Linked DNA regions of Homo sapiens: region 1 is linked to region 2. A link is a loop called in an ENCODE intact Hi-C map of the cell type or tissue named here. Cell type or tissue: PC-3. All regions are shown on one strand. Links, peaks and the distances in the headings refer to the core of each region. The heading gives the core; the rest is flanking DNA.

Region 1 (2,920 bases), core at 168-2,667, 350 kb after region 2:
AAAGAGCCACGTAGTAAATATTTCAGACTTTGTGGACAGTATGGTCTCTGTCACAACCATTCAACTTTGTTATAGTGTAAAAGCAGCCATGGACAGTACTTACATGAATCAGTGTGTCTATGTTCCTATAAAATGTTATGGACACTAAGATTTATATTTTATACAATATTCAGGTGATTTGAAATGTTATTTTTTTATTTTTCTTTTTAACCCATTAAAAATATAAAAACCATTCCTGGCTCACAGGCCATATAAAAACAGACTCTGTAGGTCTTGGGTAGAGGCTGTCTTGATCCATACCTCTTGAATGGTAGCTGTTTCTTTCTGAATATGTCTGCTTCTGAAGCTTTCTCAAGACTCCTTAGATTTAAATTTCTTGATGGAATGGCATTCCATGTATTAGTGAAACCTAGTGTCTGTTCATCTGGGAGACATGAATTCAAGGATCTATTCCCCAGGGGTTAGCTACTGTGCTGGCAGTTCTTGGTAGGATTATTTCCAACATGGTTTCAGGATATTTGTTTTTTCTTTCTGAGGTCATTTCTAGAAGACATTACCTCTGAGCTTTTGGTCATATAGAAGAAAAGCAACTGTTATCTGTTTGTGATAAGACTCTGAAACAGATTACATTAGTCCCTTGGAGTGTTTTGCCACATTTGTCTGAAGTAAAGAAATGTCCAAAATCAGGGGAGAAGTAGCCAACTTCATAGGGCAAACTCTTAACAAGTTTATATGGTAAAAGCCAATGAATATAGGGGAGTATGGACTTCATGGTGTTATGAGTTAGAGGTAACCTTCTTGGTCATGGAAGTTTAAGAGTGTCAGATACAGTGTGCCATTAGTCCTCTCTACTTTTCTTCAAGTTTGAGGATGATGGGGGCAATGAATTTCTAAATAAATGACAAGGTTTTGCAAAGTTCTGTAATGACAGTCCCAGTAAAATGAGTAACCCTGTCCCTGGAGATAGATCCTCAGGTTGGAAACACAAAATCAAGTAATTTGTTTTTCTACTCACAGAACTGTAGCTCTCTGGCAAGAAGTTTTAGTTCATCCTGAAAAGATGGAAGCAATGATGAACATACTCAGAACCTGTTCTAGGGGTTAATTTTAGGAAATCCATTTGAAAGTGTTTATAGGGACCCTAAGGCTTGGATTTACAAGGATAACAGTTTTACCAAGACAGTGCTAATGACAGCTGTACACCAGAGACATCCTCAGCAATTTTAGTAAAATTTCACCACCAATGCTGATTGAATATAATGTTCAGTTTGTCCTTGCTCTGAGGGGTAATTTCCTATAAAATTTTTACAAAGTTCCATTGAGGTCCTCTGGTGCCACCAAGTGTCTGTCCTGAAAGTGTCCTGAAAGAGATTTTCTTTTTGTAATTTATTATCACATTTTTTCTTCAGACTCTGGAGCCAGTTGTAGGCATTCCAAAATAGGCTTTTTAAACTTCTTCAAAGATTTGGCTTTTTGGATATCATGGGGGCCGGGACTGTATGTCATAAAGATTAGCTAGGGTATTTCCTCTAGCCTTAACGTTATCCCTTTCAGTGTGGCTTTATGATAACCATCCCCTAAGGAAGCATTAGAACACTTAAAATGGTTGACTACTTGAAATTGGGATTCCTACTGAGATCGGAAACCATAATTATTTTTACAGTATTCCAAAATCATGGACAACACCAAAGGCATAGCTGCTATTAATGTTAACTCTCTAATGTCTTGGCAACTGGCAAGCTTTGCTGAATAGAATAAGTTCTGTCATCTGGGCTGGTTTAACCTCTGGTAAGGAGTCATGATTTAGGGGTCAGTTGAGACTGTTGCAATATATCCTGCCTGATATTTTTTCCATTTCACTTTCAAAAAATGACCTATCAACAAACAAGATTACATGTAAATTTAATCCGGGGGGAGTTTCTAATAAATCTGTCTGAAGCACAGTTATTGCTTAGACAGAGACTGAGTCGTCATGGATTTTCCTTTCTTTGGGTAATGGAAAAACAATACCAGGCTTTTTGTTAAACTTGTCTATGAGTAACACTTATTAGAAATAGAGATCAAAGAGATATACTTTATATAGGAAGTTATTGATTATCAAAATATTTCTTGAAAGAAAGTTTGGTAGGTGCTCTGTTCAATCCCCATCTCTTTACTACATTAGTATATTTTTTCATTAAGATATAAAAGCATTTTAACCTGTTTCTATTCAAGCATTTATATATGCTATATATAAAATGAAGTGTATATATACATATTTATAATGAATAACATAAAAAGTAAATTAGTATATACATGTACATATATGTAAGCTTAGGTAAGATTATATGACAGACTTATTGGCAATTTTAGGGGGCAATTGTCAAATAGTATTATTGTATAGTTTGTGCAAATTAAAAATTAAAGAGAAATAAGCAATGAGTTTTTCTTTTTCAGTTTTCATGCCTCTTATTTTTTATTTAGATCTTTATTTTAATTGAAAAATAAATATTGTATATATGGGCTACAATGTGATGTTTTGATACACCTGTGTATGTATATGTTGTGGAATGGTTATATCAAACTAATTAACATATCCATCACTTCAATGCTTATTTTTTTATAGTGAGAATATTTAAAATCTACTTTTACCAATTTTGAAATATACATTATTATTAACTATGCTTACTACATGCTGTGCAGTAGATCTCAAACTTATTCTTTCCATCTAACTGGAACTTTGTACCCTTGATCAACATCTCCCTTCCCTCCACCCCAGGCCTCCACCTCCCTAGCTTCTTGTAACCACTATTCTACTCTCAACTTGTATAAGTTTGACTTTTTTAGGTCCCATATATAAGTGAGATCATGTGGTATTTGTCTTCCTGTTAGTAGACTTTCAGGTATTATAGCACTGGGTGGAAATGTGTGGGGGAGAAAG
Region 2 (2,920 bases), core at 285-2,784:
GACCTAGGTGACAGCCCAGAGCTGTACCTGTGCAAAGGCCTCAGGCTAGGCCCTCAGCTGAGCAAACAAGTTTCCTGGCCTCTCAGCAAACTAGTTTGACTGTCAAAACTGTTGAGGCCCTAGTCACAACTTACGGACACGCCCCACACTGCACTGAACACAGCCATGCTTTGTGAAAATTCAGCAGTAAAATTCCTCCATTTTGTAAGGATGAGAATGTTTAGGGGGTACTTCCCTTGAAGAAGTCTCTGAATTGGACCTTGTTAGATAGAGCATTTACTTAGAACCACTCAAAGATATTCTATAGGCTGGAAACCATAGAAGTCACCCAACATGACTCCATGGTAGGAGCGGTCACTGAAGCCTGCACGCGTGCAGATGCGGACTCGTGCTGGGTAAGAAAATGATGCATTACACTGAGCACAGAACGCCTACAGGGAACAAGCAAGGGCAGAACACTTCAACCACATACATGCAGCTCTGCAGGAATATAGCTGGTTTCTCTCATGACCTTCCTCTAGGGCTCTGCTTTTCACTGTTAGTCGGTTATGAAAGCAATTCAGTGGGTAGCAACCAATTTTTTTTTTTAATGGAATAAGAATAGAGTAGAAACAATCAGGCTGCATTAAACACAGTTAGGGTCAGTTCCAGTTTGAGAAGTTTTCGTTTCTGTTACACGTGTGTTAAGTGTGTACTAGGTCACAATGGAAAATGAATTTCTTACTGCAGGTCCTAGTCACAAACATTTTTGTCCCAATTAATGTCTCTGGGTTCCAGTTTCTTCATAAGCTCCAGTAAGAGTTTAATACATTTGAATGGCTTTGGGAGAGGAATAAAGCACTCAACAAACAAACACAAGAACCTTGGAGGTCAGGAGACAAAGACAACCCCATTAAAGAAGGAAGGGGTCAGACAGCATCCTGCTCCCTGCGTAGGGAGAACAAATGAGTTGATGGCACTCAACACCGAGCCAGGCCCCGGGAGGAGCATGCTAACAGGGAATGGAGGGCCGCGGGACCTCTAAGCCCGGGATCTCCAATTCCTCAAGGCAAGCAACCATTGGTACCAGCGCTCCCCACCCTGCTCATGGCTTACCCCCCAGCCCGAGCCACTTCTTCTCTCGCCTCCTAAATGCTCCCTCACATCTACTATGTGCCCCATGCCAAAATTTAAACTTAAGGGCATAAATCTAATTACGTTCCCCCTCTTGCTTCAAATCCTTCAATGGCTCCCTACTGCTCTTAGGACAATAACCCAACTCCTTGGTGTGGCCTCTAAGGCCCGACAGGCTACTCGGCTAGTCACACACATTTTGAAGCCACTATCCTAGAGCTCTGCTAACCCTGCAGCAGATTCTAACTTTGACCCTATGACCCTAAATAAACTCTGCTGGGGTCTTCGCCAAGTGAACCAACTGAGACAGCAAGGTTTCTTCTCAGTTCCTAGAGAGTGGCCCTGGGCTCTGCCTTACAGTGGGAGACCCCTCTGGGAGACTCCAGTCGGCTCTCTGACATCCACTGCGTCCCATCCACGCATCAAAGTTCCACTTACGGCAGGTGCATATCTGTTAGCAAAATCTTCACAATCATCTTGAGTTTCTCAGCAAAGTCGGCCTGGCTGGAAATTCCTGGCGCTGCCATGCTGAAGGTGACCAGCAACACAGCCCCCAGGATGGTCAGTTGTTCCAGCTGCAACTGGAGCTCGTGGAAGCGAGACTGGTCCATTAAAACTGTCTGTAATGAATAGAAGAGGCCATCGCTGAGCTGCAGGTCCAGGTTGGCCAGCAGAGGGCGGGAGCGCCACAGCCCCCACACCTGCCTCTGCAGCTTCCCTCAGGGTTTGCGCTAGTGTGTCAGAGCTTTGAGGGAGTCTGGTGTGAAATAACCCCTCTATCTCAGAGCCGTTCCTCCTGAGCAAGGATGCAGTATAGCGCCCTCACTAAGAACACAGACAGGCCTGGGTGTAAAGCCAGGCTCCGTGCTTAATACCATGACCTCCCCGGCTGGCCGCGGTGGCTCACGCCTGTAATCCCAGCGCTTTGGGAGGCCGAGGTGGGCAGATCACCTGAGGTCAGGAGTTCAAGACCAGCCTGACCAACATGGTAAAACCCCATCTCTACTAAAAATACAAAACTAGCCGGGTGTGGTGGTGCATGCCTATAATACCAGCTACTCGGGAGGATGAGGCAGGAGAATCTCTTGAACCCAGGAAGCAGAGGTTGCAGTGAGCTGAGATTGCACCTTGGTACTTCAGCCTGGGCAACAAGAGTGAAACTCCTTCTCAAAAAAAAAAATAGCATGACCTCATGCATGCATCCCCAACTTTGTCGGGCCTCTGCAGAATGGGGACTCCCACATCACAGGGCTGTTTTAAAGCTGAAGAAAGATGCTACATATAAAGTGGCTGGCAGAGCCAGCACTCGATAAATAAAAGTTATACTTATTGTTAGGAAGAAAAGTATAATGAGGCACAGACCTAGGGTCACCAACTCCTCCCAGTTTGTCTGGGACTGTCCCAGTTTTCAAATGGAAATTCCCAAGTCCTGTGAACCCTCACTCAGTCCCTAGCAAACTAGGACAGCCAGTCACCCTGTACAGAGCAATGGAAGGCCAGGTGCGATGGTGGGTGCCTGCAGTCCCAGCTACTGGGAGGCTCAGGCAGGAAGATCACTGAGGCCGGAATTTCGAGGCTGCAGTGCACTACGATTATGCCTGTGAATAGCCACTACACTGCAGCTTGGACAACATAGTGAGACTCCATCTTAAAACAACAACAACAAAAATCCCAGAGCAATGGAAGGGAGGACTGCCTTGCAGGCAGAGCCTACACTTATTCATCTTGGTATCCGCTCAGCACCCAGCACAAAGGAAGCTTGTAAGAACTGGCGAGTAAATAAAGAGGAAGAGAAAGAAACAGGAAG

Evidence for each region. A loop is a pair of places that touch in the nucleus more often than their neighbours do. Peaks named below come from ENCODE experiments on the same cell type or tissue, not always from the same donor. Only the 100,000 strongest peaks of a DNase experiment are listed, where the experiment ranks them.
Region 1: a loop joins it to region 2, with 5 times the contacts of the local background. A loop is called at or near these places in 5 of 110 quality-filtered maps.

The regions. Positions count from the first base shown.
Region 1 is chr11:32,712,111-32,715,030 of GRCh38, reverse strand. The region is part of intron 3 of CCDC73 (coiled-coil domain containing 73); the gene reads left to right. Among named protein-coding and RNA genes, the nearest start is that of CCDC73, 81 kb to the left of the region's middle. In PC-3, for the core only: a CTCF peak has its summit at 1,343 (motif pointing left); no DNase peak of the experiment used is centred there; H3K27ac peaks cover 58 bases.
Region 2 is chr11:33,064,643-33,067,562 of GRCh38, reverse strand. It overlaps TCP11L1 (t-complex 11 like 1), which reads right to left. Exons shown (of 10, transcript NM_018393.4): 8 at 1,552-1,733. Among named protein-coding and RNA genes, the nearest start is that of LINC00294, 10 kb to the left of the region's middle. In PC-3, for the core only: CTCF peaks have their summits at 1,588 and 1,791 (motif pointing right); a DNase peak (open chromatin) is centred at 1,812.